2 separate regions of the Homo sapiens genome follow, and region 1 is linked to region 2. The links are chromatin contacts, found by Hi-C or POLR2A ChIA-PET in ENCODE. All regions are on one chromosome and are shown on one strand. The core of a region is the stretch at or near the end of the contact, and the rest is flanking DNA. Distances in the headings are between cores, read along the strand shown.

What was found. Hi-C counts contacts between places; a loop is a spot of excess contacts on that map. ChIA-PET counts read pairs that join two places held with the same protein, here RNA polymerase II (POLR2A). Pooled maps may share reads with other maps.
Region 1: a loop to region 2 is called in a pooled map, with 2.7 times the contacts of the local background. The contact joins two enhancer-like sites. A Hi-C loop is called at or near these places in 7 of 37 single-sample maps with no recorded cell type and 3 of 50 pooled maps. POLR2A ChIA-PET finds 5 or more read pairs at or near these places in 1 of 52 experiments (OCI-LY7).

The regions. Positions count from the first base shown.
Region 1 is chr1:169,676,980-169,682,546 of GRCh38, reverse strand. All of the region lies in intron 1 of LOC107985745 (a long non-coding RNA gene), which reads right to left. Among named protein-coding and RNA genes, the nearest start is that of SELL, 32 kb to the left of the region's middle. RefSeq lists an enhancer at 1,813-2,062. Within about 2 kb of position 1,851, at least 5 of the 41 ENCODE cell types and tissues checked have a DNase peak (open chromatin) inside an H3K27ac peak, as active enhancers do.
Region 2 is chr1:169,026,496-169,031,499 of GRCh38, reverse strand. The region is part of intron 3 of LINC00970 (long intergenic non-protein coding RNA 970); the gene reads left to right. Among named protein-coding and RNA genes, the nearest start is that of LINC00970, 58 kb to the left of the region's middle. Within about 2 kb of position 3,244, at least 4 of the 41 ENCODE cell types and tissues checked have a DNase peak (open chromatin) inside an H3K27ac peak, as active enhancers do.

The DNA of each region.
Region 1 (5,567 bases), core at 602-3,101, 650 kb before region 2:
CTTTTTTTGATAAGCCTCTAATATAGCAGGTGTGACCCTACAGACGTAGTGTTGGCAGGAACTCAAACAATAGTAATATGTAATTAAGGCACTCTGTGTTAAGAAAACTTAGAGGAGTTAATTTTCTCTGCTCCCGTGAGCACATGAGAAGAAAAAAAAAAAGAGAGAAGGTAATGAAAGTAGAGAGAGAAGAACTAGAAATGTGAGAAGCTGAAGAGCTCTGTGGCGGGAGGGGTAGGGGTGGCAGAAGCAGCCTGGCCTCTGGGGACTAGTATGGATTTAAACAGCATGACTCCTCCTCTGCATCACACTAACCTCTGTAACATCCCACTAGGAATACAAACCCAGACCTGTATTTAGGTTGCTTTGAAGGAGGAGTTTAAGGTGAAGGGGCTGCTTCTTTAGTTTGGGAAAGTGGATATGAAGAAATAGCCATAAAAGGCAAAATTGGGACAAAATATTTTGGTAGAAACAAAATATTTAGAAGAAAATCGGTGCTATGGTGAGCATGAAAATTAAGCTCTCTGAGAATTTTGAGAACTCTTAGAGAGGGTTTGCGGCCAGTATTTTTAATTCATTTTATCTGGATTTTAGAGAGATGGTACCTGACATCTGGTTTACATTCCTCATAGCATTTAATCCCCGGCCATAGATGGTATTGTCCTCATTTTAAATTTTAAGAAACTGAAGCTCAGAGATATTAGTTTGTCTAAGTTCATATAGCTAGACAGTGTCTATAGAGTTACTGAATGTCTGTTTAATAGATAACGAAAGGTAGTTTAAAAGAGCTGTGTGTCTAATGCCATAGAGAAAAGGGAATAAAAAATTACTTAGAATAGATTTGGTTTCAAACACTCTTGCTGAAGTGGGTAGTCCAAAAGTAGGCAGCCAGTTCTCAATTCACAACAAAATCACTCTTGAAAGCAATTTTGAGAGAATAAGCTATGTCTCTTGATTTCAGCATCCTCGGAACTGACCCCTATGTCAGGAAGAAAATAGATCAAAATAGTTGTTCAATGACAAAGGACACAGGCATGTTTAGCAAAAAGAGAGGCTTAAGGCATGGGACAGTTGTCTTCAATTAACCAATTAAACATTTGCTGAAAATGTACGACTGCAAGACATACTACCAGGGGCTATGGACACATAAGGGCAGAGTTCCTATCCCTGGGGATCCAGCATCTGGAAGGGGAGGGAAGGTAAACACCCTGAACTGCAAGCTAAGGCTGTGTGTGCTATGGCTATGCTAAGTGTGCAAGCTCAGAGATGCTGCGGCTCAGAGGAGGAAGAGATCACTTGGCAAAGGGCAACAGAATTCAGAGGCAAAATTAGATCCTAGATCAGGTTTAATTAGAAACCAGGAGGAGAGTCTAGTATCTAAGACAAAGGTATTGAAGTTAGAGATGTTGGACAGGTTATACTGCCTTGGCAGAGACCTGGGGATGAAAAAGAGATAGAGTGGCTTTCAACTCTAAAGCTTATAAAGTTTGTACTCTAGTTTCTGGGAAAACTTGAGCAAGAGTGGAACAGGATCACAATGGTATTCTGGGAAGATTAAGGTGTCAGAGGGTTTAGGAGTGGAGATAAACGGAAGCAGGGGAGACCAGTCAGTGAATGTAATTATTCAGGCGTGATGATGAGGGTGGGGCCAGGAAGGTTCAAGTGTAAACCATTGTGAAGGCTTTGGTCTCTGACTAGTTGGGGTCAGGGAGGGGGGGGGTTGGCTGGGAGGAGGTGTAACAAAGTATTCAGAAAGGAAAATATAAAACAACAGTTCTGGCTAAATATGACTTATGCAAATGTTCCATTTTTCAAAGATCTTGTAGGAAAGTCCCTCCTTTGTTATATTTCCTCTGCATGAACTTAGCTGTTTAATTCTTAATATAAGAGAGAGTCAAGGATGTGGCCAAATTGCCTGTGGATTCACAAAGACCAATAGCGGAGACTGGGAATAGGAAAAGCCCCACATCTAAGGCTTTTAAAAATGTAGATTTGAATCAGTTCTGACCCCTTAAAAGAAAGCAATCTGAGTTTAGTTTCAGAAATGCAGTTTTGACCAAGACCCTAACGCAGACTGGCCGACCCTGTCTCAATGTACCAGGAAGTCTCCAAAAATGCCTCTCCACTGGGCTCGCCTTTGACTGTATAATCAGTTTCATGTGGATTTGGAGTAAACAGGCAGAATGTATAGTTGATGATGCACAGACTTGCACAATTGTGCTAATTACTTCTGGAGCATTAAATGAATATTCTAGAGAAATTACTATCCCTTTAGAAAGTATATACCCATAGCAATGGTTTCCAAACTTTTCTATTATGAGGAACACTCATTAAAGTTAAAAAATATTACAGAAGAAAAGTTATATTTTACTACCCGATAATTGAGAAAAATACAGATGTGCATATAGATTAAAACCAAAAAGGATTTCTTGTTCTGAGAAAAGTTAAAGCCTAGAGATTTAAAACCACTGTTCCTATATCCAGCGATATCTTTAAATATCTTTTATCTTCAGTAGAATGTATATTCACTTGCAATTCACATGCAAAAATAGCTACAAGTAACTCAGGGCCATCTTCTCTTGGACTGTAATGGGAGGAGGCTGACTAGATAACATCTAAGATTCCTTCTAGCTCTGATTCTTAAAGACTCTATGACTTAGGTGTCCTTCCCATCCCTTTGAAGTTTGAGAGCAAATTGAGCAACATTGTGGCTTCACTAAGCTCTGTAACTTGGACAAGTTACTTAAACGTTTTATGCCAGTTTTCTCATCGGTAAAATGGTGACAATGAGGGTACATCCCTCATATGGCAGTTATATGGCAGTTGTATAATACATGTAAAGAATTTAGAACAGTGACTGGCAAATAATAAGCACTAAATAAATGACAGCTACTGGTATAATAATGGTAATAGTTATTATTATTATTAATTTCAGAAGACCTGTGCTTGTATCTGGGTTCTAGTATCTAGTAGTAGTGTGCTATTCTAGTACCCTTCTTAGACTTGGGCAAGAGTGGCCCCTACTCAGGACCCATGCTTTAGAAGTCCTCACTCTGACCCTCCTCCAGCACCCTTTCTACTGTGGGAGAAGTTCACAGAATTAAGAAAACCTGTCTTCTGAGGCCTCCCTTATAGACCACACTACTGAAACCGTCCCAAGCTTGCTTCCAGAACTTGTATGGACTTTTCCAGGTTTTCCTGAGGATGGGCTGTGTCTCTGTGTATGCACAAGGGTGTCCCATTTTGTTTAGGGTTTGGACTTGGAGGCTGGGGTGTTCATACATGTATGTGAAAGGTGATTTAGTAAAGAGAAGGTGGGTGGACTGAAGGCTGGGGACCAACTCACTATGTGCCTCCACATTTCAGTGTGGACTCTGAAGCATCAAAGATTTCTAAATTCGAACCCCAGCTCATTAGGAAGGTATGTCTGTCAATATAGAAATTGGAGCACATTTTATTTAGCAGTTTTAAAGCTTGAATTAAAATGCTTAAATATCTAGTTATAGGATATGTGGGCCTTCATTTGTATCTTTGCTTCATTCTTTACAAATAGTAGAGCTAGCTTTTTTTTTAACCCTCAGGCTCCTCATGTGTAAAGTGGAATTAATTATGGCTGCCTCATACAATTGTGGTGAGGATTAAACATGACAACATATAATAGCACCTAGAACAATATATTCAGTAAATTTCTCTTTTTCTCTGGATTACACTTGATTTCATAGACATATGTGTACTTTACTCAACTATTAGCCAATTCTACTACAGATGTAACATGAACAAAAGTAGACCATATAATAGACTATGAAGCAAATGTCAATAAATTTCAATGATGTAGAATCATACAGGTTAACTGTTCTACTTGTTATAAGTTAATAATAAAAAGGTAAATTACTTAAAATCCCAATATGCTTAATAATTTAAAAATATTTAAATAACTCATAAGTTCAAAAGTCACATAGCTCTCACCACAAAAAATGATAAGTATGTGAGATAATGCATACATTAATAAGCTAAATTTAGCCATTCCACAATGTACATATATTTCAAAGCCATATGCTGTGCACAATAAATATACACAATTTTTATTTGTCAATTTAAAAAGTTAGTTTTTAAAAACCAAAAAGAAACTTTAAAGTATTCTAATTGAATAGAAATTAGACAATAGAAATATCAACAATTTGGGGTGCAGCAAAAGAATAACAAGGAAAATTTGTAGTTTTAATGCTTATCCTAAAAAAGCAAAGCAAGCTAAAAATTAAACACCCAACTTAAGAAGTTAGAGAAAAATTGAAAGAATAAACCATAAGGAAGTGGAAAAAAGAAAATAATAAACTTCAGAAGTTAATAGAAACAAGGAATAAGAGAAGATCAAAGAAGATAAAAAAATAGATGAACATCTATGACACTCATCGAGGAAAAAAGAAAAGTGGTATAAATAGACAAAATCTGGAGTACATAAAGAATATCTCTAGAGTAGGTAATTTTTTTAATTAAGAAAACATTAAGAATAACTTAATTAAAATATATTGGGTAATACTCAAAATAGCCAAAACAAATTCCCCAAAAAATTACTTGCCAAGGATTGTTTGCCAAATATTTCATAAGTCTAAAATATCCTTAATTTAAAAACCAGATAAAAATCGGCAAGAAGGAAAAATAGTCCAATCCCATTCACAAATATATGTGAACAAATCTTAAACATAATACTGTATAGCAACCAAATATAGAAGCAAATAAAAAATATAGCCTCATGCTCAGTTTAGGTTTATTTCTGCAATATGAGTGGAATTTACATTAGAAAATTTCTAACCATTAAATCACCATATTAACAGATTAGAGAAGAGAAACCATATAACCACCTCAATATTGCAAAAAGGAATTCACGATTTTTAAAATGGAAAGAAAAAACTTTCAGCAAGCCAGAAGAGGGGATTTCCCTTACTAAAAAGGAGTACCTTCCAAACATTGCAAGAAACATCATATTTAATGGGGAATCGTTTGCAGCTGTGTCTCTATAATCAGGAGTAATTCAATGATGCTGACTGACAATGTTGGCCATGAAAATGCATCACTGGCATCTCCTGTGGGGGAGCAGAGTTGACTGAGTTGACTGAGTTGACTGACAGCCCAGCCCCAGTTGCTACCCCTCTGGATCTAACATGACTTTTTTTTTTTTTTTTTTTTGAGACTGAGTCTCCCTCTGTCGCCCAGGTTGGATTGCAGTGATGCGATCTCGGCTCACTGCAAGCTCCACCTCCCGGGTTCACGCCATTCTCCTGCCTCAGCCTCCCAAGTAGCTGGGACTACAGGCGCCCACCACCACGCCTGGCTTTTTTTTTTTTTTGTATTTTTAGTACAGACGGGGTTTCACCGTGTTAGCCAGGATGGTCTCCATCTCCTGACCTCTTGATCCGCCTGCCTTGGCCTCCCAAAGTGCTGGGATTACAGGCGTGAGCCACCCTGCCAGCCTAAAATTCTACAGCTCTCTGTGTGATTATAGTAATGATCACAACCTGTCACACACATCTTCCTATTGTGTATGACCCTTCTACCAGATGATTAACTCC
Region 2 (5,004 bases), core at 1,995-4,494:
CGTTTACCAAAGTCCTCGGCCTTTGCTCATTCAACAATACCCATTAATTGTACATCTATTTATTTGCCAAGCATTCCTCTGGGAACTGATGATACACAGAATAAATATATTTTTAAAGAGAAATATGTATTTTTCAGCTTCTTATTTTAGTATAGAACATCCTTTACTTAATGACCTTTCAACTTATAATTTTCTCAGATGACAAAGCTATGCCCCAAAGCTAAAGCATATTAACTCTGCCCCCACCAACAAGTGGTATTAGTAGTCACCTTAGGTCATTTTAGAGTTGTCCTCATTCATAGTCTAAGGTAAGTTTGCTGAGTTTTGCTTTTTTTGAAAAGCAAAGTAAGACAAAAAGAATAAGCTAAAAAAACTGTCATATTTAATATATTTTGATATTACAGGCATTTCAGTTTATTGAAAAGATACTCTCATTGTCTAGATATCAGGATCCTAACTAAAAGAGATTTATGAAAATATCTATAATTGCATAAGACCTAGCTTGTTACAAATTTTTTATGTAGTAAAGAAAGACAAAATAAGAACATATTTTTAAGAGAATTGAAATAAAAAAGAAGAGTTGAAACTAATGCCATCAACTTCTGACTCCAGGATTGGACTCAGGATCAATGTACAACTTAGGCCTGAGAGAAGATCAGGCTCACTGAATTGTGATTACACTTAGTATAGGTCATCACAGAAGCCGTTTGACCTAGATGATTTTGTTTCCTTATTCTCCAGATTTTATCTTTATGTTTATATTTTGGGAATAACTAACTTGTTGCCTTATATTCTTATATAAACAGTTAGTTTTAAAAAAAATATTGAAATTTTTATTTATTTCTTAATTGACAAATAAAAATGGCATCCATATATTTTTGGGGTAATACATGACGTTTTGATATATGTACGCATTGTGAAATGGTTCAGTCAAGCTATTTAACATATCCATCACCTCACATACTTATTGTTTTGTGTTGAAAACACTTAAAATCTACTCTATTAGCAACTTTCCCGTATATACTATATTGTTTTTAACTATAGTCACCATGGTGCCCAGTAGATCTCTTGAACTTATTTCTTCTATCTAACTGAAATTCTGTATCCCTTGGCCAACATCTCCCCAATTCCACAGCCCCCTACCTCTGGTAACCACCATTTTACCCTCTGCTCCTTTGAGTTCAACTTTTTTAGGTTCTACATATAGGTGAGATCATGTAGCATTTGTCTTTCTGTACCTGGCTTATTTCACTTAACATAAATAATTCTGAAACTTTTATTAAAAATGTTAAAGTCAGTATTAATCACCAGACTTAAGAATAATATGTGTAATAATATAACTAATAGAGGATGACTTGCTTAAGGAAATTACACTTAGCTATAATTAAGTGCTTGCCCTACAAATCCTTCATCTAATGATTCTAAATTATTTTTCTTTCTTTTTTCTTTAATGTAAGCCATCGATTTTAGAAACTTTTGGGGACATTGCTGGTGATAAATCCATCATGGCTCAAACTAGTTTCATTACAAACTAAGAGTTATAATGGTGGTGACCTTGTTGCACTGTGAAAATGATCTACTATCTCCTCTTTCCCTTGTGTCTCTGTGGAAGAGATGTCCCTTTTCCAGTCCCTGGGTACAGACCCTCTCTCTTCCCATGTTTGCTGGATGCTGCCTCATGATTTATCCTGTCTTTCCAGATTGTCTTTTTCTCCTTTTCTAGTGGTTCTACTACCCTGGTTTCAGGAAGGCTCATCTCTATTCTACGACAAGCGACCTGAGAGAAGGGGCTGTGGGCTATTTATTTTTGCATCTCCAAACCTACCTAGCACGCTGTAGGGGGTGAAAATACAATTATTTTTAGAATTAATATGTGATTATAAGGATAACTTTGATTTATTTTTCTTCTTAATCTGACTTAGTGAATGGAAACAAGTTAACCTTAGCCAGAGTTCGGCTACGCATTCACTGAGTGCTTAAGTCCCTTTATTGTGGTAGCTGTGACTTGGTTTTAGCTCCTGTGCTACCAGAGGGATGATTGTGCAGGGAAGAGGTGGGAAGAGATGAGTAGAATGCTTTTTTGGGTCATTTTTGTGCCTAACTTATCTCCCGGAGACAGAAGCAGAAAGAGAAGTACCGTAGTATCTCTGTGTTAACGCACAAAACCCCATCATCTCTTATCAGTCACGAATCTCTCTACCAGTTCAGCTTTCTAGGCCCTTCATTAACACTCACCATCCCACAGTCCTCCCTGCAATATGGTTTTCCTGAAAGGGGAGTCCTGACAATAGTCCATGCAACCCTATGCAGTCTACAAGTTGCTTCTGAGAAGAACTTGGAGTTACAAAATCTCAGCACGTAGCAGGCTTTGTTTCTTGGGACAGTCAGTATCTCCTCCAGAACAAGCCATTTTAGGCTAACCAGAAAACAGATCTTTCTTTCTTTCTTTCCTTCCTTTTCTTTCTTTCTTTCTTTCTTTCTTTCTTTCTTTCTTTCTTTCTTTCTTTCTTTCTTTCTTTCTTTCTTTCTTTCTCTTTCTTTCTTTCTCTCTCTCTCTCTCTTTCTTTCTTTCTTTCTTTCTTTCTTTCTTTCTTTCTTTCTTTCTTTCTTTCTTTCTTTCTTTCTTTCTTTCTTGTCTTTCTTGCTGTCTTTCTTTCATCTCACTCTGTCACCCAGGCTGGAGTGCAGTGGCGCAATCTCAGCTCACTGCAACCTCCGCCTCCCAGGTTCAAGTGATGCTCCTGCTTCTGCCTCCCAAGCAGCTGGGATTACAGACGTGCGCCCCCACGCTTGGCTAATTTTTGTATTTTTAGTATAGACGAGGTTTCACCATGTTGGCCAGGTTGGTCTCGAACTCCTGACCTCAAGTGATCCACCTGCCTCAGCCTCCCAAAGTGCTGGGATTACAGGCATGAGCCACCGCCCCCAGCCAGAAAACAGATTTTCTAAAAGTGCTATTTAAGGTATTGTACATAAAATCACACATGTGTCATGAGCTGCAAAAGTGATCACCTCTGACCAAGAGAAGTGAGAAAAGAAAAGCTCAAACATGAGCCCTGAGTCTGGGAAGCCAGAATGGGAATTGTGTTTGGTTCACTGGAGAGAGGGAAAAAGAAAATAATCTTATCTGTCTCCAACAGTCCTGTCTCTCCTCAAGGCCATGCAAGTACAGATAATTCTTTTGAGCCAGTAGAACTACAGAGCCCTACGCACTCTTTTGGCTCCACAGTGGTCTGGCTGAGGCCGTCCCCCCAGTCTACTCCCCCAGCCGCATGCTTTTAAGCATGAGTGACCAGTGGGCCGGAGGTGCAGTGGTGCTGAGATTTGCAGAATATGGTGACATGCCAGTGATAATCGAAGGAAAGGACAATGTGTAGCTGAGAAACACTGACATCTGAGAAGTGTTCTACTCCAGTGACTCCCTAAATTGGTGGTTGATTGCAGTTATTCATAGCAGCACTAATTTCTTTTCTTGCCCTCTCTCCTTCTCTCTGGCCAAACAGTTTTAAAACAACATCAAAGGAATGAAAGAAAAATGCCAGAGAGCATCAACTTGAATCTCTCCACTCTAGCATGCCTAAATTTATTTCGTTTTATGTTTTTGTGTGTTCTAATCTTTTAATCTGTACAACAGATTAGTTAATGATATAAAAGGGAGCAGAATCCTTTATATAAATTTTCCAATTCAGCCAAGGTCAAGGAGATATTTTCATGCGGGTAGGGAAGTTCTGGCAATGTAGTGATGGTGTTTGTGACCTTGGCAAAGTGACCTCATCTCCATGTGCCTTGTCTGGAGTGGCTGAGCTCCGCCTTGGCCTGCAGAAAGGAATGGCCCCAACATATCTGTGGGAGTGTTGATACTAATAGTTAACTGGATACACTCTACTTTTGCTTTGTAGTGGTTAATATTTCCCCAAACTTTTCTTTCTTTAAAAAAATTCAGACCTACAGAAAAGTTACAAGAATAGCACAATGATGTTCATTTACCCTTTATCTAGATTTACTAATTGTTAACATTTTACCACATTTGCTTTTTCTCTTTCTCTCCACACACTTGCATGTTCACACAAATATTTTTTTGATAAGCCATTTAAGAATTCATTTCACAGAGAATTCAATTACTGTTACCTAAATATCTTAACACATGTCTTCTAAGAACAAGGACATTCTCCAACATAGCAACAATACAAGTATCACATTCAGGAAATCTAACATTGAAAACATAATATTATTTGATGTATAGGCCAAATTCTGATGTCTCCCAATTGTTCCAACAGTAATATTTTTAAAAATGTTTTTTCTTATTTTTCAATCCAGGATAGAATCAATAATCATTCATTCCATTAGCTGTTCTATTTGTTTAGTTTTTACAAATCTAGAACAAGGCATGGCGCCGTGGCTCATGCTTGTAATCCCAGTACTTTGGGAGGCCGAGGCGGGCGGATCACGAGGTCAAGAGATCAAGATCATCCTGGCCAATATGGTGAAACCCCATCTCTACCAAAAATACAAAAATCAGCCAGGCGTGGTGGCGGGCACCTGTAGTCCCAGCTACTCGGCAGCCTGAGGCAGGAGAATCGCTTGAATCCGGGAGGCGGAGGTCGCAGTGAAAGGAGATTGTGCCACTGCCCTCCAGCCTGGCAACAGAGCAAGATTCTGTCTCAAAAAAAAAAAAAAAAAAAAAATCTGGAATAGTCCTGAGCCCCTCTTTAAAAACAAATTTCTTATCTCCGTAACTTTTTTTTTTTTAATCTTTTGCAATTGAGTCTCGCTCTGTCACCCAGGCTGGAATGCAGTGGCCTGATCTTGGCTCACTGCAACCTCCACTTCCTTGGTTCAAGTGATTCTTCTGCCTCAGCCTCCTGACTAGATGGGACTACAGGTGCACGCCATCATGACCGGCTAATTTCTATAGTTTTAGTAGAGACAGGATTTCATCATGTTGGCCAGGCTGGCCTCGAACTCCTGACTTCAGATGATCCACCTGCCTCAGCCTCCTGAAGT